Linked DNA regions of Homo sapiens: all the other regions are linked to region 3. A link is a loop called in an ENCODE intact Hi-C map of the cell type or tissue named here. Cell type or tissue: heart left ventricle. All regions are shown on one strand. Region 1 overlaps VWA8 (von Willebrand factor A domain containing 8). Region 2 overlaps VWA8 (von Willebrand factor A domain containing 8). Region 3 has its middle 6.2 kb from the start of DGKH.

Region 1 (8,000 bases), 370 kb after region 3:
TTCCAAGTCCCCAGAGGCCCACAATGGTTTAATAAAAAGGAACTTTCCTCATTTTACTGTGAATGCCTCAAAGTCAGAGACCACATCTCTTTTCTGTATCCTCGCTGTTTCATATGATGTCTGGCGCAAAATATGCTCAAACACATTTGTTAAATAAATAGGAGATATGTCGAGTTTTTCAGCTGGCCTATTTAAAAACCTTCAACTACATGCATGAAATAAAAATGTCAAGTTTCTTGTTTTTTGTAAACTACATTTGATAAATTCAAATTTGAATTTATCCAGGACATCCTGGATACTTCATTCCAACCAGAAATTGTAATAAAAGATGGATGGATGGATGGATGGATGGATGGATGAATAGATAAATATATAATTCTAATCAGAAATTGTCATCAAAGATTAGATAGAGAAACAGACAAAAATCTTAAAAAGCTTGGGTTTTGTGTTGGGGAGTTTTTTTTAAGAGAACTTGGTGGCCAAGATTTTATAAAATGGGATATTTTACAAATAGCTATTTCACTAGGGCCAACTCACATAGAAGTTGTGTGGAGTGGTGGCCAGAGCATAGATTTTAGTGCTAAAGAGGCCTGGGTTTGAAGCCATCTCCATCACTCTCCAGCTGTATCACCCCAAATAAGTCATATTGTTACATTACCTCTATAAGCCTCAGTTTCTTCATCTCTCAGACAAGAATTATTAGTCTTTGTTGTTGTCAGTATCAGAAGCACTCTCTGTGAAGACTAAGCAGTGTTTCTGACACACCATGGTGGCAGCTAATGATTTTGAGGATGATGGTTACTCAGGGCTGTGGAATAGAAATCAGTGTAGCACAGGAATTTGCTGGAAAACCAACACTGAGGTATACTAATGACATCACATGAGTATAACAATTATAGAATTAGTTGAGGGCTCTGGACCCCTTATCTCTTTATCTTCCCCCAACTTTTCATATTCTTTACTATCCAGGATCCTGAGAGCTGATCATAATCCCAAAAAACACAATCCCCATGCCATAACCCCAAATGTTGAAATCCCAAAAGAAAGATAAATATTCCTAAAGTCTAAAATTCTGGCACAATCCCAAAAGATGAAAATCTTGAAAATATAATTCTGGAAAAAATAATTTTAAAATTATTTAAAAGATATTTATGTACATTTTTGAAAGAAGATTTTTTTTTGAGAAACATAAAAACAGCAGAACAGGCTGGGGGTGGTGGCTCACACCTGTAATCCCTGCACTTTGGGAGACCGAGGCAGGCAGATCACTTGGGGTCAGGAGTTCAAGACCAGCCTGGCCAACATGGTGAAACCCCGTCTCTACTAAAAATACAAAAATTAGCTGGGTTTGGTGGCGGGTGCCTATAATCCCAGCTACTTGGGAGGCTGAGGCACGAGAACCACTTGAACAGAGGAGGCGGAGGTTGCAGTGAGCCAAGATCGCACCACTGCACTCCAGCCTGGGCAACAAGAGTGAGACTCTGTCTCCAAAAAACAAACAAACAAACAAAAACAGCAGAACACTTCACAAACCACCTTGCACAATAAAATAGGCAATAATAACATACACTTTTTGCAAGCATAAACACTCAGGTACACTAATGACATCACATGAGTATAACAGTTATGAACACATGAGCCATATTCATAAAGCAATTGGTCAAAAGGGAAATGTCATACATGCATATCAGTATGTTTGGCGGTTGAAGAAAAGACTGTTCCAGCTCTCAGAGACCAATTCACCTTCTGTATTTGTCCCCTCTAGGCTCTTGGCTGGTGGGATGATGTCCACCAATATTGAGGGCAGGTCTTCACCACCTGGTTCCCTCAGACTCACATACTAATCTCTTTTCCAGATTACAGATACAACCAAAATAATGCTTTACCAGGTTTCTAGGTATTCCATAATCGGTCCAACTGACACCTAAAATTAAGTCCACAAATACACCCTTTGTCAGCTTGGCACCTATATGCATCTCCTTAAACCATACTTAAATTTCCAAACAAAGACAGTAACAAAGTAATAGCTCCGTATAACATGATGCAATTATACTGTGATTGTGATTTTCAGGATTTTAAACTTTAGGGACTTTTATCTATCTTTTGGGATTTCAACAATCAGAATAATGGCATTCAGGATTGTCTTTTGGGATTATGATCCAAACTCCAGAGTCCTCACCCCACTGCCCCATCCTCACCTCACCTTCCCCTGTCTTGCAGGGCCCTAATAATGACAGATACTGTGTGATGAGCAACCCCTGTCGGTGCTTTGCATTTACTAATTTCATCTAATCCTCAGGATAATGCTTATGATGCTCAGATGCTGTGGTCATCTGAGGTTGTTATCCCCATTTTACAGTGGGGTTGTTATCCCCATTTTACAAATGAAGAAAGCAGGCCTCAGAGAGGTCAATAACTTGACCAACCTAACACAGCTCGGACAGGAGCAGGACTTCCTACCAGGTCAGTCTAATTAGAGAGTGTGCCGATTCCACCACATTTTACTGCATTGTTGTTGCTTCCTAAGAAGGAAAAACAGTTCAGATGATGAAATATTTTTTAAAAAAACTGTAAATGCAAAAACATTGACTCATCTTGGGAAGCTATCAAAGACAATGAAAATAACTTAGGTTGTTTTCTGACAGTAAAGAATCACAGCCCAATATGCTTCCCTGAGGGAAGCATATTTCTCAGAGTCTAGCCATGAGGGTTGACCCAGTACCTTGTCAAGTAGATCCCAGCGTTCTACCCTAGGCTACAGATAACTTGATTCCACTTTTAGCACCATTTTGGTATCTTGCAGTAATTTAATACTTGGCTCATGTCATGACTTGTTTGTAGATGTTACTCCTCCACAAACATCTGGTTATATAGAAGTCACTGATCTTCAATCAAAGAAACTCCGATATATCCCTATTCCCAGGTAATCCATTTCACCTTTGTTCTTAGCTTAGTATGTCATAAAAAATGAGTAAATTCTTGCTAAGTACTCTGAATAAATGAGTACTTTTTTGCTTCTTTAAATAGCAAGCTCTTTTTTTTTCCAGTTACAGTTGGTTTCTATCTTGCTGTTCTTCTGAATGTTTTCCTGGCATTTTTATTTTCATTTTGTAAAAATATTCCAGTGTTACATAGGTATAAGTCAAACAGCCTGCAAGTCTTTGTTCTCTTTTGTTTGATCTGTTCTAATAAGTTTTTCTGTATCTGAATAGCATTTTTAGTATTACAAAAATTATAATACTTATTAACTTTGTGTATGTATTTTCTGAAGTAAATGTGTTCAAAATATCAAAACAATTTAAATAGATTTCTTTAATATTGTTTTGATATATGTTATTATGCATCTGCAGTCAGGGAGGTTGTACAATAGCCAAAGGATCCCAAAGCTTTAGAATAGGACTTATTACTGTTCACCTCCTTCATTATTGTCCCACTATGGAAGCAAAGCATTTAAACTAGGTAAACTGAGGATTTAAAAACAGAAACAATAAAGCTTGATCTGTCCCTTGAAGAACACAGGCATCATCACCTGGAGCCCGTCCCTTTCTGGGTGCATCCATGCCTTATTTCCCTCTTCCAACCTAAGCTTGCACCTGCTTTGGCCTACTTATCCTAGGTTCCTCTTTTTCCCTTTCTTTGCCCTCCATGCCAAAGCCTTCTTCCTCTAATCTTTCTACTCTATTTTGACCTATATTGCAATCACATCTGCTCCTCTCATGTACTCCCTCACATTGCCACTGAGCCCTCACAACACAGCGGTTGAAGTCTTGGCTAGAAGCTCTAGCAGAGTAGCCTGGAGGGCCTGCAGAGGAAGACCAGGGACAACAGAATCTGTCAGTCACCCAAAATGTCACCAGGCTTCCTTTCTTCCCCCTTCTCCAACCCCTAGAAGAAGATAGCTCGGCATGATAGCACAAATAACTCAGAAACACAGCTTCATTTCTTAGGACCCTTTAATCAGATTAAAAAAATATGAAAACAAAATCATTCAAAGAAATAAATATACTTCTTCCAACATATATAAGTATGACTTCTTGGAACATCCTAATGTGTTGGTTTAATGGAAAATGGCTTTTAATCATTTGAGGAAATTGCATATTCCATCTTAATTATATGCTCATTAAAATATACTAATTCAAGTAACAAAAGCAAATAACATCTTTTTTAACATATCTAAAACATTGATAATTTTTTCCAGTATTTATAGTCATTTCTCTCACTAGTTTTTTATTTCAGCGTTTTTCTCTTTTAACTTTCCGTATGAATCACATGTTATACCTGCCATGGAAAGAACATCTGGAAGAGCAGCTGTGTGCACAGCCCAGAGCCAGCTGGCCACCATAATTCATTCAGTTAGGGCTGCACTGTCCAATGGAAATATAATGAAAGCCATATATGTAATTATATATTTCTTGGTAGACACACTAAAATATTGTTTTAAGGTGAAATTAATTTTAATATATTTTATTTAACCCAATGTATCAAAAATATTATTATTTTGACATGTAGTCAATATGAAATTTTTAATGAAATATTTTACATTCCTTTTTTTCCCTAAGTCTCTGAAATTCAGTATGTATTTTACACTTAAAGCACATCTCCATTTGGACTTGCCACATTTCAAGTGTCAAGAGTCTGTTTCATTGTCAGTATGAATTTAGAGTCTGTTTCATTGTCAGTATGTCCTGAGTTTCTCTTAACTACTGCTTTTTTTGACATATGTATAAAATCCAAGGGAACAACCCATCTGGACTTCAGTTTTTTGCTAGTAGCTTAGATTTAGCATTCTGCTAGATATCAGGAATTTTCCATTTGATAGCTAATTTCAAATAATAGAAAATACAATAAAACTGTATGTAGCTTCAGGGCCAAAATGAATACATCACTTTTGCTCTCACATAATTTTCTTCAAAGTTTTATATTATCTGCATTTGTAAAGTAGTACTGCCAAGCTTTCATATGTGGCTGTGTATAAATTTAGGCTTCACTCTACTATAATTCTATGTGTTCATTTAAAACTTTGTTATTATTTATAAGGAAAACATTCTTTAAGTGAAGAAAAGATTTTAGACCTAGTGTGCAAATTGTAGTAAATATGTAATTTCTTCAGTAATTTTTTTTAAATAAATTAAAGAAATTGCCTGTAAATGTAAAGTTTTGCTATGAAGAGTTAAGTAGTGACAATTAGTAGGTACAGTGGTCAATAGAATCATACAGCTTGGGTGTTCTTGGCAGAATTTCAAACAACATAGTTACAAATGGATAAATTTCATTATTCTTGAATAGCCCCTTACTCCATCATCTGTAACTACTAAGTTTTTTCCTGCAGCAAATATTTATTGATAGAGTACCATGTATTGTATCAAATGTTACCTTCTTTGAGCCCTTCTGGGAGTCCTGTAAAGTAGCTCAGAACATATGGTCCCATCCCACTGTTGTTCTCATATGAACATTTTCTAAGTCTTCTGTGTCCAAGAGTGGCCGCCCTTGTCACTCTGTGTTTAGTATCAACTAAGGCAGACTGAAAAAAGGTCAAATTAGTCTTGATTTATCTTTTAGAATATTATAAGAATTTACCTAATATATAATGGTTTTGTGTTTTTCCAAAATCTACAATGATAGCTTGTTATGTTTTTCTTATCAGACCATCTCTTTAGACTATTTATTTCATATAGAAAATATCAGATGCATTTTGCAAGCCAACACTGACAATAGGAATTTATAATCTGTATCACTTTTGTATAATAAGAGCTATACTCAGATAAAGGAGATATGCAGTTGACTCTTACAGACAAATTTGCTTTCCTAGAAATTACTATACATACATATATATATACACACATATACAGATGTCAGAAATATATAATGAAATATGTGTGAAATATGTAAGAAATCTATACATTCCTTGTTATAGAGTCACGTAACTTTCTAAGTCAGAAAAGGCAAAATATCACATACAAATGCAGTCGAAATGCATAAACAAGAAATTGGTTTCAGCACTGACATTAGGCCTCTAAGGAGTGAGTCCAGTACTCACTCATTAGCGTGTGAGGTATGAACTGGTATAGGGTTCCTTTCTTCCTGACAGTGGAAGCTAGTGTCGTCCACTGTCAGGAAATACAGGAAAATGCAGAGAACCAGTAAATTACAGTGTATTTTTGCTTCTTACAGATGGTTCTGTTGATATCTTGTCTTTTAATGTGCTCATTATTAGAGTTCTGTCTTAGATCAGGCTGTTACAGCAGAATACTATAGAGTGGGTAGCTTAAGTGACAAATATTTATTTTCAGTCTGGAGGCTGGGAAAGCCAAAATAAAGGGGCCAGCCAATTCAGTTCCTAGTGAAGGCTGTCTTACAGAGGGCTAACTTCTTGCTGTATCCTAACATGAATGGGGGGGAAGGGAAACAGGCAGAGACCACATGCAAGTGCAAGCTTTCTGGTCTCTTCTCATAAGGGCCCTAATCCCATTCTATAAAAGAGGCTCTACCCTCACAACTTCATCTAAGCCTAACTACCTCCAAAAGTACCCACCTCCTAATACTATCATATTGGGGGTTAGGGCTTCAACATATGAATTTGGCGGGCGGGGGGATGCGGATACAAGCATTTAGTCCATAGCAAATTCTTTATAGCAAGTTTAGAGAACCTAATCAGTTTAAACCAGCTTTGTTTCCTGGCCTACCAATTAGTTATATACTGTGATCACTTATAAAAACATCTTTCTTAAAATAGTCTTTCTGGTTTTTTTTTATATTCATGATTGTCCTGCCTCATGTTTGCTTACGAACCCTGGGCATGTTTGTTTAAGAACTTTTGCTCATAGCGTATCCTCATAACCTGCCTATGTGGTGACAGAGGTAAGAGCAGGTATAAAATAATGAGTAGTGTGAGCATACTTTTTCAACAGTAAAGAACATTACAATGTGCAGTGTCATCCCTCCTGCTTTATTTTTGTGGTCTCTTAGCTTCACTTGGATTCCTTTTTCCAGATCAGAATCTCTCTCGCCGTATACCACATGGCTGTCGACCATTTCAGACACAGATGCACTGCTGGCTGAGTGGGACAAAAGCGGTGTTGTTACTGTTGATATGGGAGGTCACATCAGGCTTTGGGAAACTGGACTTGAACGTCTGCAGCGATCACTCATGGAATGGAGAAACATGATTGGACAAGATGACAGAAATATGCAGGTACCATTTGAATTCACCTTATCTCTTAGAGGTGCACATTCAAGTATAAATTTAGTTCCAGATGCCACAGTCATGAAAATTTCTGGGCCAGTGACTCAAAAATAGTTGCTTAAAGAACTAAAAGAATTTTTAGATACAAAATAAAAAGACAAAAACAAATTCTCCATCTAAATGATGAAAAAGTAAAAATGTGCCTTTTTTTCTGTCAGTGCTTAAATGTGCAGGTTACTGACATCACACCATATGAATACAATCAGCAGCTTTTAGTTTTTTAACCTTAAGCTCTAACCAGTTTCCAGTAGCACCTTTGCATCTGTTCTCACTTTTACCATCTTCAGTGTCAGCATCTCTACATGCTACCTAGGAAACAGAAACATTTAGGAACTAGAATACAGCAGATTATTACAAGGCCAGGACCTCTAAACTAGAGAAGGTGAGCAAAAATATGCATCCAATAGAACGTTTTTTATCAACTTCCTTATTTCCAAGTAATGCAAATTTAGTAGTCAACAATAAGTAGACCCAACCCTGCACTGGAGAAAAATATGGGAACAGGCCACCAAAGTGAAAAGAAACCTGATAACTCCAGAAATGACTCAGTCATCATCTAATCAATCTAGTTGCTGTCTGGAACTAATTTGAAGAATGAGGAAGGCTATATGCCCATATATACTAAAGCATATAATAAAGGGATTTATTTGCTATTCATTTATTTTAATCTTTGGAACAAAACTTCTCCTGTTCACGTTACTTTCTTATCCAACAAAAAGAAAAGTAGGTTCCTCCCAGCCAGGTTGTTCTGCAAAGA
Region 2 (8,000 bases), 190 kb after region 3:
AAGATAAAAGGTAACAAATGTTGGTAAGCATGTGGAGAAGAAATGCTTGTACGTTGTTGGTAGAAAGGTAAATTAGTACATACATTATAGAAAATAGTATGGAGGGTCCTCAAAAATTAAAAACAGAACTACCACATGATCCAGCAATCCCACTTCTGGGTGTATATACAAAGGAAATAAAGTCAGTATCTTGAAGGAATATCTGTGCTCCCATGTTTATTGTGGCATATTCATAATAGCCAAGATAGGTAATTAACATGTTTTCATTGACAAATGAATAAAGAAAATATGCAGTATATACAGAATGAATTATTATTCAGCCTTTAAAAAGCAGAAAATCCCGTCTGTATTAATCCATTTTCACACTGCTGATAAAGACACACCCGAGACTGGGAAGAAAAAGGTTTAATTGAACTTATAGTTCCACATGACTAGGGAGGTCTCAGAATCATGGTGGGAGGCAAAAGTCACTTCTTACATCACTGGAGCAAGAGAAAATGAGGAAGAAGTGAAAGTGGAAACCCCTGATAAATCCATCAGATCTTATGAGACTTATTCACTACCACGAGAACAGCACGAGAAAGACCAGGCTCCATGATTCAATTACTTCCCCCTGGGTCCCTCCCACTACATGTGGGAATTCTGGGAGATACAATTCAAGTTGAGATTTGAAGGGCACATAGCCAAACCATATCACTGTCATTTGCAATAATGTAAATAAACCTGGAGGACATTATGCTAAGTGAAATAAGCCAGCCACTGAAAAGCAAATACTACATTATCTCACTTAAATGTGAAATCTAAAAAATCAAACTCATAGAATCTGGTGGGGTCTTTCATTTGGCTTGCTGCTGGAGTCCTTAGGTGGACTGGCCTGGTGCCTGACTCTGCAGAGAATAGGGTGCTGGTTGTCAGGAACTGGGGAATGGGAAAAAGGGGAAAGTGTTAGTCAAAGGGTACAAAGTTTCAGTTAAGCAGAATGAATAAGTTCTCAAGATCTAATGTACATTATAATGATTATAGGTGATAATACCATATTGTATACTTAAAAATTGCGAAGACAGTAGACCTGAAATGTTCTTACCACAAAAAATATGTAACTATGGTTTCTATCTCTTTGTTGAGCTTTTCACTTTGTTTGTATATTGTTTTCCTGATATCATTTAGTAGCCTGTGTTCTCTTTAGCTCACTGTTCCTTTAAGACCATCATTTTGAATACTTTGTCAGGTAGTTCGTAGGTCTCCATTTATTTAGTGTCAGTTCCTGGTGCTTTATTTTGTTCTTCTGGTGGTTTTGGTTCCCTGATTGTTAGTGATCCTCATGGGCTTGCATTGGTGTCTGTGCATTTGAAGAAGTGGACATCCAGTCTTTATAGACTGGCCTTGATAGGGAAAGCTTTTTACCAGCCAACCCAGCCAGACATTCTGGGCAGACCATCTGGTGGGGTCTTTCATTTGGCTTGCTAATGGAGTCCTTAGGTGGACTGGCCTGGTGCCTGACTCTGCAGGTGAGTGGGCCTATCAACTAAGTCTCTGAGGGTGGCTCTGAAGCCTGAGTTCATGGAGAACAGCCTGAACTTGGGTTGATGGGACCTAACATAGTGCTATGGCAGACCTTGAGGCTGAGTCTTCAGAGTCCAGTGTGGCACTATGGTGGTCCTGGAACCAGGGTACATGGGTATGAGCTGGGTCCTGGTCCCTGAGTCTAGGGGGCTGCCTGATACCAGGGCCTGCTGGGCTGGGCCTGGTGACTGGGTCCACAGGGAACTACATTATAGTATGTACTTGGCTCCTTATTTAATTAAAGTGTACTTTTTTAGTAATGGATAACATCTTTTGTGTTAATAAACTTAATTATCATGAGGTATTTATTAGATTTATAAAGACACACTAGGAGGCCTTTGGGCATGTGTATAAAAATAAACATTACAGTAAAGCCAAATCCATTAGTCCAAGAAAGAAAACAAAGGTAAAATGACCAAGGAATCCCACCAAATAAGGAACTCCTGTCTGAAAGGTATTTCTTTTACTATTCTTGATGATCGGTGAAGTTGAAGAGGGAAGAAACTTCAAATTTGGGAACTCTGCATGGAGTAACTCCAGACATAAGGACATTATGTAATGAAGTCATAGTCCTGCTGGTAGCAACACATTGCTGTGTTTGATCATCTCCATTAGGCAGCACTTCTGTTTTCTTTTTCTTTTCTTTTTTTTTTTTGAGACAGAGTCTCACTCTGTCACCCAGGCTGTAGTACAGTGGCGCGATCTTGGCTCACTGCAACCTCTGCCACCCAGGTTCAAGTGATTCTCCTGCCTCAGCCTCCCAAGTAGCTGGGATTACAGGCACCTGCCATCGTGCCCGGCCACTTTTTGTATTTTTAGTAGAGACAGGGTTTCACCATATCGGTCAGGCTGGTCTTGAACTCCTGACCTCATGATCCACCGGCCTCGGCCTCCCAAAGTGCTGGGATTACAGGCACGAGCCACCGTGCCTGACCTATGCACTTCTGTTTTCAATGTACTTTACAGTAATTTTGATTAGGAGTCTTAGGGAAATCTTTTGAGAGTCCTCAGGATTTTATAGTCATTGAAGACCACTGCAAATGTGAGGAGTTTGCCAGAGGTTAGTGACGTTAGTGATGAAGTTACATATCTTATAGATATATCTATATATCCTTATGATCCATCCTTGTGGGAAATATATTGAAAAAGAAAATAATGAAGGGTATAACTTTGATTTGATTTTAAAATTTACAAATATTTGCAAGTAGAATATATTTTGTGAACATATTTTTTCCCCTGGAAATGAAAAGTAAATATATGCTTTTCAGTTTTATGACCTAGATGCCTTTTATGATTCCTAAATGCTTAGTTTTGTATTCTTCCCCTATTAAAGAAAACCCCAGTTTTTCAGGATCCACATCACTTTCTGAATACGTAGAACTTTATTGCTGATTTTAAAGCCAGTCTCATAGTTAGAAACAAGGCTGTTTGAAGTGGAAGCCATTTGGCAGAACCATAGAGATAGAGCCAAAAATAACAGAGAAGGAAAAGGCAATCTTTTACAGAGCTCAACTCATGCCTCCAGGAATGTGGAGTTGAAGTATCTTGGGATTTGAGTTGGTAGAAGCTGCTAAAATCCTGATTTTACACTCTATTGACTGCTGTTAAAAGGTTAACAATTTAAAGAGGAGCCTTAGCCAGCCTAGCACCTCTGATGCTTCATGTTTATTTCTAGTAGCTCCCTTAAGCTCTCCCAGATTTAGGTAGCTGCAGACAGGGAGCCCCTGCAGGAGAGGAATGATAGTCACTATGCTATCACATAGGTGGGAAGGCTGCCCTGTGTATTAGTCTGTTCTGTCAGTGCTATGAAGAAATACCCAAGACTAGTTAATTTTAAAGGAAAGAGGTTTAATTGACTCACAGATCTACATTGCTGGGGAAGCCTCAGAAAACTTACAATCATGGCAGAAGGCAAAGGAGAAGCAGGCACCTTCACTAGGTGGCAGGAGGGAGTTGAGTGCAAGCAGGGGAAATGCCAGATGCTTATAAAACCATCATATCTCATGAGAACTCACTCACTATCACAAGAACAGCATAGGGGAAACCACCCCCATGATCCAGTCATCTCCACCTGGTTCCGCCCATGACACATGGGGATTATGGGGATTATAATTCGAGGTGAGATTTGGGTGGGGACACAGCCAAGCCATATTACCCTGAGAGTTCAACCAGCACATTTCTTTAATCTTAGCAAGCCTTTTTCTATGTTGCTTCAAGTGAGAGGCTCCTCATTTGTTTTTAGTAACTCTCCCTGAATCCATTGGATTCTTTTCTGTTTCCCAGCTAGTGAACAAATGTTTGGCTTCCTGCTGCACAGTGTCTTCCATGGAGTAGCAATTCAGAAAAGGCAGCTTTAGTTTTGTGAGGAAGGTGCCAAAAGGGATGCATTGTCAATCAAAAGAGTTGTCAAGTACTGGAACATGGCACATTTCTTAGCCTTCTCCCCATCACCCTCACCCCTCATAGCCAGTTGTCAATATTCCATCATTTGTTTTTTGCAGGATCTACTGTAACCATGAACATTTCCAAAAATTCTAACCCACTATCCTTGGGCCCATTATTGAGCCTTTGGTGGAAAATGCATTTGGCATATGGAGTTTTACTTTATAGAGTTTTTAAGAACTCATCAGTTTTGTCATTTGAACATTTGTAGATATGTAGTTAGAGTATGTTGCATTCCATATTCTATTCACTAAAGTTGTAGAGTGATCTCTTAAGAATGTAAATCAGATCTTTTCATTTCCCTGATTAGAATCTGTCAATGGCCTCCCATCATACTTAGAATAAAATAAAGACACTTTACCCTGGCATATGAGTCTTCCATTAACGAGGTTACCCATTAGAACCACTCAAGGATCTTTGAAAAACTTCCAGTGTCCAGGCTCTACCACCAGAGAGTCTAAAGTAATTGGTGGGAGGTGGGACCAGTATTTTTCAATTATAACCAGCAGCCAGGGTTGAGAACCACTGCGCTATGTGACCCAATCCATGCCTACCTCTTCAGCCTTCTCCCTTCCTGCTGGACCCTCTACTGATATGTTTCAGTCTCACTGGGTACTTTTAATCCCTTAAATCTGTCTGGCTTCTTTCTGCTATGGGGCATTTTCACAGGCTGTGTCATCAGACTGGAATATTCTTGCCTGATCTTCACGTGGCCTCTTGACTTTGAAATCTCAACTTAAATATCTGTAGAGAAAGCGTTTTTGATGCACTGAGTCATTTGCCATCATACTATCTGATATTTTCTGTGTAGTACCAACTACTATGTGGTATTTTCTTATTTGTGTCCTTCTATTCCTTTCTTCTCCTCCTGTCTCCTTTCCTTTATCTATTTTTGTTCATTCCCACTGGAGTGTAAGATCCATGTTTATTTTTTTCACTACTGAATTCTCAGCACCTGAAACAGTGATTTGCAAGCAGTAGGCTGGTTCTCTCTCTTTCTCTCTTCATATATATATTCAATATATATTTGAATGAATAAATTGTGGAAATTTTAGATTATTTAATTAATTTTTTGAGACATAATCTTGCTGTGTCATCCAGGCTGGAGTGCAGTGGCATGATCTCGGCTCACTGCAACCTCTGCCTGCAGAGTTCAAGCAATTCTGCTTCAGCCTCCCGAGTAGCTGGGATTACAGGTGTGCACCACCACACCTGGCTAATTTTTAGTAGAGATGGGGTTTCACCATGTTGGCCGGGCTGGTCTTGAACTCCTGGCCTCAGGTGATCCGCCTACCTTGGCCTCCCAAAGTGCTGGGATTACAGGCGTGAGCCACCGTGCCTAGCCTGAAAATTTTAGATTATTTTTAAATGACCTCTGTTGTCAGCTTTTCTTTACTATTTTTACCTGCTTTAATATTAACTTTATTTTAAATTCTAAGATAGGAATTTTCTGTCATTTAATTGTGTGCAGCATTGTCATATCACTTCTATTACTGTCCTGAATTGTGAACTGAGACTTATTGTTATATTAAAATTTGAACATATTTATAGTTTGTTTCTTCACTTGATTCAGATTCAGCTGTCATTTATTAAATAACCATTAGGTGCCAGGCATTATCTCATTTAATTCTAAAGATATTTTACTCATTTCACTCATTTATCACATAATAAGGAAGTTGCAGAAGTGGAATTGAATCCCAGCCTTCCTCACTTTGTAGCCATCCTTTCACATGTGTTACCCCTCATGTGGCTGACTAACAGGGATTTGAGTGGTGTTGAGGGTGGTCAAATGCAGTATCTGCTCCAGGTGTCTTTATTGAATACCAAACGGGTAATTCATAATTACACCAATCTTGATTTCATATTTTGTTACTTGCTTTTAGAAACTAATTTATTATAAGCTGAGCACAGTGGCACACACCTGTATTCCCACCTACTTGGGCGGATGGATCACTAGAGCTCAGGAATTCAACACTGTGGTACACTATTAGTGCTTATGAATAGTTAGCCAGGACAATGTAGGGAGACCTGTCTCTTAAAAAAAAAAAAAAGAACTAAAAAGCTTATTATGAGGCAAATATTATTGCAGATATTTAATTTATTTTTAATTCCAACTTTTATTTTAGATTCAGGAAGTACGTGTGCAGGTTTGTTACATGAGTATATTGTGTTATGCTGTTGGTTTGGGGTATGAATGGTCGTATCACCCAGGTAGCATAGTACCCAACAGTTATTTTTCAGCCCTCACCCTTCACTTCTTCCCTCCCACTCAGTAGTCCCCATTGTCTATTGTTCCCATCTCTATGTCAGTGTGTACTCAATGTTTAGATCCCACTTGAGTGGGTGAGAACATGAGTGAGTGAGAACAAGTGGTATCTGGTTTTCTGTTTCTACGTTAGTTTGCTTATAATGTCTTCCAGCTCCATCCATGTTGCTGCAGAGGATGTGATTTCATTCTATTTTATGGCTGCATATTATTTAATGGTGTATATGTATTACATTTTCTTTATCCAATTCACCATTGATGTGCATCTAGTTTGCTTCCATGTCTTTGCTGTTGTGAATAGTACTGCAGTAAACATACATGTGCATGTGTCTTTTTGGTGGAACTATTTATTTTCCTTTGGGCATATACCCAGTAATAGGATTGCTGGGTCGAATGAAGATAGTTCTAAGTTCTTTGAGAAATCTTCAAACTGCTTTCCACAGTGGCTGAACTAACATTCCCACAAACAGTGTGTAAGTGTTCCCTTTTTTCCACAATCTCGCCAGCATTTGTTATTTTTTGACTTTTTCATAATAGCCATTCTAACTGATGTGAGAGGTAATAGGCATTCTAACTGATGTGAGAGGGTATCTCATTGTTTTGATTGGCATTTCTCTAATGATTAGTGATGTTGAGCATTTTTTCGTATGTTTTTTGGCCACTTGTATGTCTTCTGAGAAGTATCTTTTCATGAAGTCATGTAATGTGATGCCTCTGGCTTTGTTCTTTTTGCTTAGGATTGCTGTGGCTATTTGGGCCTTTTTTGGTTCCATATGAATTTTAAAATAATTTTTTCTATTTGTGTGGCAAATGACATTGAGAGTTTGATAGGAATAGCATTGAATCTGTAAATTGCTTTGGGCAGTATGGTCATTTTAACAATATTTATTCTTCTAATCCATGAGCATGCAATGTTTTTCCGTTAGTTTTTGTCATCCGTGATTTTTTTCAGCAGTGTTTTATAGTTCTCCTTGTAGAGATCTTTCACCTCCTTTTTTACATGTATTCCTAGGTATTTTATTTAACTTTTTTTTTTTGGCAGCTATTGTAAATAGGAATGTGTTCCTGACACATTCAGCTTGAATGTATTGGTGTATACATTAGATGTTGAATGTTATCGGTGTATCCATTCAATGTTGAATGTTACTGGTATGTAGGAATGCTACTGATTTTTGTTCATTGGTTTTGTATACTGAAATTTTACTGACATCTGTTCTAGCAGCATTTTGAGGGAGTCTGTGGGGTTTTCTAGGTATAGAATCATATCATGTGGGAAGAGAAATAGTTTGATTTCCTATCTTCCTATTTGGATGCCTTTTATTTCTTTGTCTTGCCTGATTGCTCTGGCTAGGACTTCTAGTACTATGTTGCATAGGAGTTATGAGAGTGGGCATCCTTGTCTTGTTCAGTTGTTAAGGGGAATGCTTCCAGCTTTTGCCCATTCAGTGTGATGTTGCCTGTGGGTTTGTCATAGCTGGCTCTTATTATATTATTTTGATGTATGTTCCTTCAGTGCCTAGGTTGTTGAGGGTTTTTATCTTAAATGGATGTTGGATTTTATCGGAAGCTTTTTCTGTGTCTACTGAGATGATCAAAATGGCTTTTGCTTTTAATTCTGTTTATGTGGTGATCATATTTATTGATTTGCATATGTTGAATCAACTCTGTGTCCCAGGAATAAAGCCTGCCTGACCATGGTGAATTAACTTTTATTTGCTACTGGATATGT
Region 3 (8,000 bases):
CACCTCTTCTGAAGAGCCAGTTTCAACGAATCCATTATTTAAGATACCTGACTTACTAGCCTCTTCTCGGTCTTATCTGTAAATTAGAAGTTTTTAGAATGAATATCTAATTTGTGCACTGTGTACCTGCAATGTACTTCACCTTCCTCAAGAGTATTACAAGGTCAAGGTCTCAATCTTTCCAACCATTTCAACCATGTAGCTCAAAATAGCAACTGAAACAATTTCAAATATGTGGTATCTTACATTATTTATTTGATTTATAAGAATTCCTTGATCTTTTCCTTACTTAGTGATTTCAGATTTTTCAGTAATTGCTTAGATGCATCTTACATTTTTATTGTTACTTTGAAATCTCTGTTCAGAACATGTGACAAACACACTATTAAAGACTTCAACATAAGCTGTGTAGACACTGCATTTAGGGTGAAATGGAAATAGGTGGTAGCTACCCCTAAATTAGGTTTTTACTTAATAGAGATCCTGGCCCATTAAAACAAAGAACACCTATTAGACTGAAGATGTGTAAGTCACAGCCAAATTTCATGTCAACTTTATGAATATTCGTGTATTATTTTCTACAGAGGTATTTTGAATTGTATTTTTACTGATCACTACTCATAACAAAAGGGGTTTTATACCCATTGGCAACTTTCAAATCTCACATATTCTATGGCTTTATCTTAAATATTACGCCATAAATACGCAGAATGTTACATTTTATATCCTGAAGAGTTCAAAGTGTTCTAGGACTTGTGTTCCTAATCAATAAGGAACCATGCAAAGAATACTGCAGGTTGACCAAGTACAGGCATTGAGAAGCTGCCTTAATTAAAACTTAAGAACACGCTATTTGCTACATATTAAGAATTTAACATTCGAAACTTTTAACCTATTACCATTTCCTTAGTTGTTACCTGAATGAAAAAGATTTGGGGATTAACTGTGATATTAACTGCATATACATATGGTCATCCTCGTATCTGAGGCAAAAACCTTTCATCATCTAGACCTAATGCAAAGATGTTTATAACCTCTCATTTACATTTTGGCCCTATCCTTTGAAACTCTTTCCTTCCTAATTTTCCTTTCGACCTGGATAGTTTTATCAGCGCTAACTAGTATAAAACCATTTCAAAATAAAGCAAATTTTTTTTCTTTTTTTAGAGACAAAGTCTTGCTCTTTTGCCCAGGCTGGAGTGCAATGGCCAATCACAGCTCACTGCGTCCTTAAACTCTGGGCTCAAAGGCTCCTCTGGCATCAGCCTCCCAGGGTAGTCACAGGATACCTGGGACTACAGACATGCATCACCAGTCCTAGCTAGTTTTGTTGTGGTTGTTGTTATTTAGACATCATCTCCCCCTGGTCATCTTCCCCAGGATGGTCTCAAACTCCTGGCCTCAAGAGATCCTCCCACTTCGGCCTCCCAAAGTGTTGGGATTACAGGCATGAGCCACAGCACCAAAAGCAAATTTTAATAAGTGTACTCTAGCATCCCCCAACTAAGGACTACTTTGTAAATACTTCCACATTTTTGAAGTGTTGGCTAGAATTCTAACTACCTATTTTCCCCCCAGTAAGGCTTGTTTGGCTAAATATCTTTCTACCCATCCATGCCCACCACTAAAGTATTTTTTAATTGATTAGAAATTTAGTTTATGCCTCTATTTCCACTGAAATTTGATTGCATTTCAAAGCTAGCATTAAAGAAAATACACAGAAACTTAGAATGCTAAAATTTATCTTCTTTAGGCCCAATGACTTCCCCAGAATGCTAAGGCTGATCGTTTATTTAAATGGTTCGCTTAACTAACTTCAGTTCATCTCCCAATCGTGTCGTAAAGTTCAGCAACAGCTCAACATGGCTGCGTTTTAAGAAAGAAGTGCTGGGGCGGGCGCAGTGGCTCACTCCTGTAATCCCAAAACTTTGGGAGGCCAAGGCGAACGGATCACGAGGTCAGGAGATCGAGACCATCCTGGCTAACAAGGTGAAACCCCGTGTCTACTAAAAATACAAAGAATTAGCCAGGCATGGTGGCACGCGCCTGTAATCCCAGCTACTTGGGAGGCTGAGGCAGGAGAATCCAGGAGGCGGAGGTTGCAGTGAGCCAAGATGGCGCCACTGCACTCCAGCCTGGGCAACAGAGTGAGTCTGTCTCAAAAAAAAAAGAAGAAGAAAAAGAAAAAAAAGAAAGAAGTGCTGTTCTCTTTACTGTTTGTCAGCATCAATTCCTGATACTGTGTTTACTCTTCTGCCTGAATAGTTCCACGCAGAATCACACCATCATGTTTTAGGTTCCATCAAAAATGAATGAGGAGAGGCCAGGTGCAGTGGCTCATGCCAGTAATCCCAGCACGTTAGGAGGCTGAGGTGGGCAGATCGCTTGAGCCCAGGAGTTCAAGGCCAGTCTGGGCAACATATCTAGAACTATAGGTGCGCACCACCACGCCCATCTATACAAGAAAATGCCAAAATTAGCCCGGCATGGGGGCAAGCACCTATAGGTCCCAGCTACTCGGGAGGCTGAGGTAGGAGAATTGCTTGAGCCCAGGAGGCAAAGGTTGCAGTGAGCTGAGAATCAGGCCCCTGCACTCCAGCCTGGGTGACACAGTGAGACACTGCCTCAAACAATGAGGAGAGTAAATGGTTACATGCATGCTATTGTTATATGTACATGCCCTTATGTTATCCCATAAGGGATAATGCAACAGGATCTGTTCATTATTGAACAGAATGAATATTAAGCGTATTCAATATTGTTCAGTATTGAACATTCCTTTTCATAAATGTAAATGAGCATACTTTTATGGTAAAGCATTAAGTTGCCTATATTTGAATTTAAAAAGCAAATTTTACATAACTCTGACCTGTAATCCTAGCTCTTTGGGATGCCATGTCAGGAGGATCTCTTAAGGCCACAAGTTTGAGACCAGCCTGGGCAGATCCCACCTCTACAAAAAAAATCCAAAATGAGCCCAGCATGGTGGCATGTGCCTGTAGTCCTAGCTACTCAGGAGGCTGAGACGGGAGGATCCCTCCTGGCTGCAGTGAGCTACGATCATACCACTGCACTCCAGCCTGGGCAACACAGCAAGCCCCTGTCTCAAAAAAAACAAAACAAAAAAGTTTTTAAATTAAAAAAAAACTTTGAAATGGAGTCCAAGTCAAAGCAGGTATTCCTAACCTGAGGTCTTTGAGGATCCACAGATTGGTCTTAAAGAAATCTGTGGTACTCTTGAAATTGTATTAAAATGTTTTACATATATATATACACACACACATCAATACATATATAAAGCATATGTATGTAACATATATGTCACATAAGTGCATGTTTGAGGGAAAAAGGGTCCATAGCTTTGATCAGATTCTTAAAGGGATTGCTGACCCCAAAAAAGGTCACAAATCCCCAATTTTGATGGATTTTGTGTCCCTTCAAAACATATTTAATCTGTCTCTCCACCCCCTTTTCCCCTTGCTCCAAATGCCTGAAAGGTTTAACATTTAAACACTACTTTTTTCCCTAATGTATCCCACATTTATCTTTATATGCCACTTTTTAGTAATTTGGATAAATTGTCTTTTTTAAGAAGTTAAATGAAAATTCCCTTCATTAGTTCTTCGATGGACTTGGTGATATCTGTACGACCACAGGGTTTAGAATAAAGTCGCTTGTAAAAAGTATTATTTTATGCCACATAGCCATGATCTCTGAATGTATTTTTTGTGACTTTCTGATTGTAAACCATTAACATATACGAAACAAGACATTCTGTTTAGTTAAGAACGTTAGCTTTCTGAGGTCAAGGATCTGTTTCTCTGTTGTTGGTAACTGCTATCCAACAGTCCCGGAACATAATAGGTGCGGAATGAAAATAGGTGCAGAGCAAATGAAAAGGCCTTCAGTGTTTAAAGAAAATAAACCTAATTTTTAAAAGATGGCTCTGCAGTCTGAATAAAGTATTGTAGTCCATTCACACATTTATGTTAGGGCTCTAGTTTTAGAGGCTCCAGTGCTAAGACTGGAAACTGAATATTTTCTGTGGAAAATAAATGAGCATTTTACTTGTCACTTTTGAGAAGAAAAAAAAATTATCTAATTTTCTAAATGTTAAGTAGTTCCGACATCAGCAGCCTAAAGCAAAACACATACACCCGGATATTTCCATTGTGATTGGTGTTGGCTTAAAGTATGCAGGTTCCTACAGGAAAGTTTAAAAGTAAAGTCACTGAATTTAGTTCTCAATGATCTTTGATTTAAACTTCAAAACTGGATTGTATTTTTAATTTGGAGACTAGCTTAAGCCCCTGTGATAACCACAATGGAAGAAACAAGAGCAGATGGGCAACCTGACGACATGTTCAAATTCACGAAAGCAAAGACAGCTGCAGATGCAGAGGGATCAGAGTCGAAGGACGCTTCTGAAAGGTCAGGAATCAGGCCGAGAAACGTACTCTGGGCAAAGGAGGTACTCTGGGCAAAGGAGCTGAGAGCGTATATACTAGAAAAGAAAAAGGACAGCCAACCCTGGCACCTGACCTAGCGGCTCTCAACAGGCAGAGGGCCGGCCTGAGCAGACTCGGAGAGTCCCTGGGAAAACAGCATCCGAACACGTTGACCGGAACATGGGTGAGGCCAGAAATTTCGGACGGGGCTTTTCAGACTGGCTCACAATGTCAACCAAGAAGGAGTAGCAAATATCGAGGCAGGGCGTGGAGAGTCAAAATTCGACGCCAGGGAAAAGGCAGCCCACACAGGCTTCCAGAGCTCTGAGTGAGAGGGGGATTCCGGGGTGGAATCCCTGGAGGGATGTGAGACGGTTCTGTTTGAATCGGAAGAGAGAAGGAAGTTGAGGGAGTTTGAGGGAACAAATCCAAAGCCCCCTGGTCTCTTCCTCCTTATCCTCGCACACTTAAGACACGCACACACACTACTCTTGGTTCCTAAAATTACTCAACCTCCGCGTTGCGTGTGCAGCGAAATCCCAGGCGAAAGCGAAGTCAGCTTTCTGCTTCGTCCCCGGCAAAACCCGTTGCACCCTCCAGACGCCCAAGCTTTAGCGGCTGGCAGGAGTCGGAGGCGTGGTTCTGGGCTCCGCGCCGCGCTCAGCCTCTCCAGGCGCGTGTCCCCGGGAACCTGCGCGCCCAGGTGACGACCAGGGCGCGGTCTCGACAGGGAAAACCGGGCTCCTCAGACTCCCCACGCTGACCGCGCAGCCTGGCTTCTCCTCTCCCCCGCCTACATTCCACGGTCTCAAAGCAAGTGAAAAGTTGAGGAGTCGGTGAAGCCGGGAAACGGTCCTCGCAGGGCCGTCGCCAGCGGTTTGCCAGCGGTTCCTCGGGGAGAGCCTCGATCAGCCGGACAAAGGCGCTCCAGGCGGCGCGCGAGGAGGAGCCCGGGCGGCGGAGGAAGCGCTAACCCGGCTGGGAAGCAGCTGGGGACCTCATCCCGGGCCATTTCCTGAACGGAACCCGGCCCGGGCGGGGGGAGCAAAGGAGAAGCGGGAGGGGGTGGGCGCGGGCGCGGTACCCACCGGTTCCTCCCACGCTGGGCTGCGGGCGCCGGGCGCGGGGCGCACGTGCTGAGGCTCCATCGCGCCAGCCCGCGCCCGCCGGCCGCCCGGGCGCGCAGACCCGGGTCCCCGCCGCCGCCGCTGCGCCGGGGCTCCTGGATGCGCTTCCCTCGCCGCGGTCCCTCTCGGCCGCCGCCGCCGCCGCCCCGGCTCCCCGCCCGGGGCCAGCCACCGGCCCACCCGCCGTCTCCGGCTTCCGCCGCGCTCTCCCGCCCCCGCGCCGGTCCCTTCCTCCTCCGCCGCCTCCTCCTTCTCCACGGTCCCGCTCCCCTGCGCGGCTCCGAGCGGTCCGCTCCCCGCCACCGCCGCAGCCTCCCACGGGCGCAGAATCCGCCCCTCGCTCCTTCCTCCGCCCCCGGCGCCCTCCCCTTTTCCTCCCCGCTACCCGCCCCTCCCCCCCGCCGCCCCTCCTCCCGGCGGGTGGCCCGGGACACACGTGACCCCCCTGTCAGGCCTTATAAGGCGCGGAACCGAAAGCGGCCGCCGGGTGGTCACGGGCACCGGGCGGCCGCGCGGAAAGGAGCGGCCTCCCCCGGGGCCGGGCGCGCGGAGAGCGGCGAGGAAAGCCCGGGCTGGGCTGGGCTAGGCTGGCCACCGCGCTGGCGACGGGAGCAGACGCGGGTCCCGGGAGACGCCTCCCAGCGCCCCTGTCTCTCGCTCTCGCCGTCTCCCGGTGCAGCCCGCACCCGCCTCCCTCCAAACGCTGGCGGCCCGCGCTGCAGGCGCCTCCCCTCCTGGGGGTGCTGAGGCTTGAGCGAAATCCCACTGGACAGTAACCGGCTTCAGCGGAGCGAAAACTCAGCCGCACTCCAGCTACGCTCCAGGGCAAGCTGCGCCGGGCACCGTTTCTTCCTTGTGACGTTCAAAAGAATGCAGATGGGTTACCAACTACAGGAGAGGTTAAACTTGAGGGCGTGCTTTTTAAATTCATTATCAACGTTTTCATGGAAAGAACCGGCTAAGGAGTCGATCTGTCTTCCAGTTTTATCCCTAGACTCAAATTAGGACATGGGCTGGCTCTCAGTGAGCACTCAGTAAACAGCAAGTCTCCTCCTGCCCTTTGAAAAAGCGTTTCGGATCATCTTGGCATTGTAAGCGATTTTCATCTAGTTCCAGTCCAAGTGTGACTGGCTTTACACAGGTTACTCCCCCTCCTGGACTTTCAGGTTCGTTCTTTCAGCATCTTTTCAGGGCCCTCAATCATGCCATCATGTCAAATGCATTCACAAATTTTAAAAACAAATCGTCAAGTCAAAAACACATAATTGATCTAGCCCGTCCCCAGCCCTCTAATTCTTCAGGATCCTGCAAACCGACTTCTGTGCCGGCTGTTCCACGGGGACTGCACTGACGAAAGTCACTTCGTGGTTTTGAAAATCCCCTAAACCATTGTATATTTTCCAATGCCCGTCTTACTTGACCTATTTGCAGCGTTTGCACTGTTGATCAGATATTTATTTATTTTCAGACAGGATCTCGCTCTGTCGCCCAAGCTGGAGTGCAGTGGCGCGATCATGGCTCCCTGTATCCTCGACCTCCTGGGCTAAAGCGATCCTCTCGCCTCAGCCTCTCCAGCACTGGGACTACAGGCGGGCGCCACAAAGCTCAACTAATTGTTTTATTGTTAGTAGAGACGAGGGGGGACTCACTACGTTACCCAAGCTGGCCTCAAGCGATCCTTTGGTCTGGGCCTCCCAAAACGCTGGGATTACAGGAGTGAGCCAATGCGCCTGGCCCCGATTTTTATTCTTGAAACCATCCCTTCCATTGGCTCTGTGACACCTCGGTCTCCGTGTTTCCTAACCTTTTCTTGCTCAGCCACCTCTTGCATGTTGGAGCATCTAAATGGTCTTGCCCTTAGTCTGTCTCTAATGCTGCCTAGGCACATGGCTTCAATTACCAACCATGTGCTGATAACTCATAAATTTCCATTTCTGTCCCACATCTCCAGTTCTATAAAACGAACTTTTTACCAGAAATCTCTACCCAGATGTCCCATCGGCCTTAAACTCAACTTGACTAAAACAGAACTCAACTTTCCTGCCAGCTGGCTTTTCTCTCTAGTCTCATTCTCAGTAAATGTCACCACAATCCACTTAGTCACCCAAAGGAGAAATCTGGAAATTATCCCAGGCTTTTCCTTCTCTCATCTGCTGTCTGCCCATCCATGCACCTATCATTTCTGTCTATCACCTTCCCTCCATTCCACTGCTTTTTGCCTAGTTTCAGGTCTCTTGTTTCAAGACCCTGAAACACTATATTACTCTCCTTATTAGTCTCACTGCCTCTAAGTTTGTTGCACCTCCACCCTTGCCATCTCACGTTGTGACCGAAGTAAGCCTTCTAAAATACAAATTTTTGACCAAGTCATTCCCCACATCAGCCCTGCCAATGGCTCCCCATAGCCTGCAGGGTAAAGTCCCGA

The links. Hi-C counts contacts between places; a loop is a spot of excess contacts. Peaks named below come from ENCODE experiments on the same cell type or tissue, not always from the same donor. Only the 100,000 strongest peaks of a DNase experiment are listed, where the experiment ranks them.
Region 1: a loop joins it to region 3, with 2.7 times the contacts of the local background. A loop is called at or near these places in 42 of 110 quality-filtered maps.
Region 2: it touches region 3 in a loop (1.9-fold over the local background); 2 of 110 quality-filtered maps call a loop at or near these places.

What each region holds. Positions count from the first base shown.
Region 1 is chr13:41,670,138-41,678,137 of GRCh38, reverse strand. It overlaps VWA8 (von Willebrand factor A domain containing 8), which reads left to right. Exons shown (of 45, transcript NM_015058.2): 36 at 2,842-2,923; 37 at 6,991-7,192. Among named protein-coding and RNA genes, the nearest start is that of MIR5006, 110 kb to the right of the region's middle. In heart left ventricle, no CTCF peak of the experiment used is centred here; no DNase peak of the experiment used is centred here.
Region 2 is chr13:41,844,105-41,852,104 of GRCh38, reverse strand. The region is part of intron 12 of VWA8 (von Willebrand factor A domain containing 8); the gene reads left to right. Among named protein-coding and RNA genes, the nearest start is that of VWA8, 110 kb to the left of the region's middle. In heart left ventricle, a CTCF peak has its summit at 3,497 (motif pointing right); no DNase peak of the experiment used is centred here; H3K27ac peaks cover 762 bases.
Region 3 is chr13:42,038,479-42,046,478 of GRCh38, reverse strand. It overlaps a transcript of DGKH not described here. Among named protein-coding and RNA genes, the nearest start is that of DGKH, 6.2 kb to the left of the region's middle. RefSeq lists silencers at 5,385-5,494, 5,685-5,774, 5,795-6,354 and an enhancer at 6,505-6,674. In heart left ventricle, a CTCF peak has its summit at 4,545; DNase peaks (open chromatin) are centred at 4,558, 5,428 and 5,918; H3K4me3 peaks cover 3,265 bases; H3K27ac peaks cover 2,623 bases.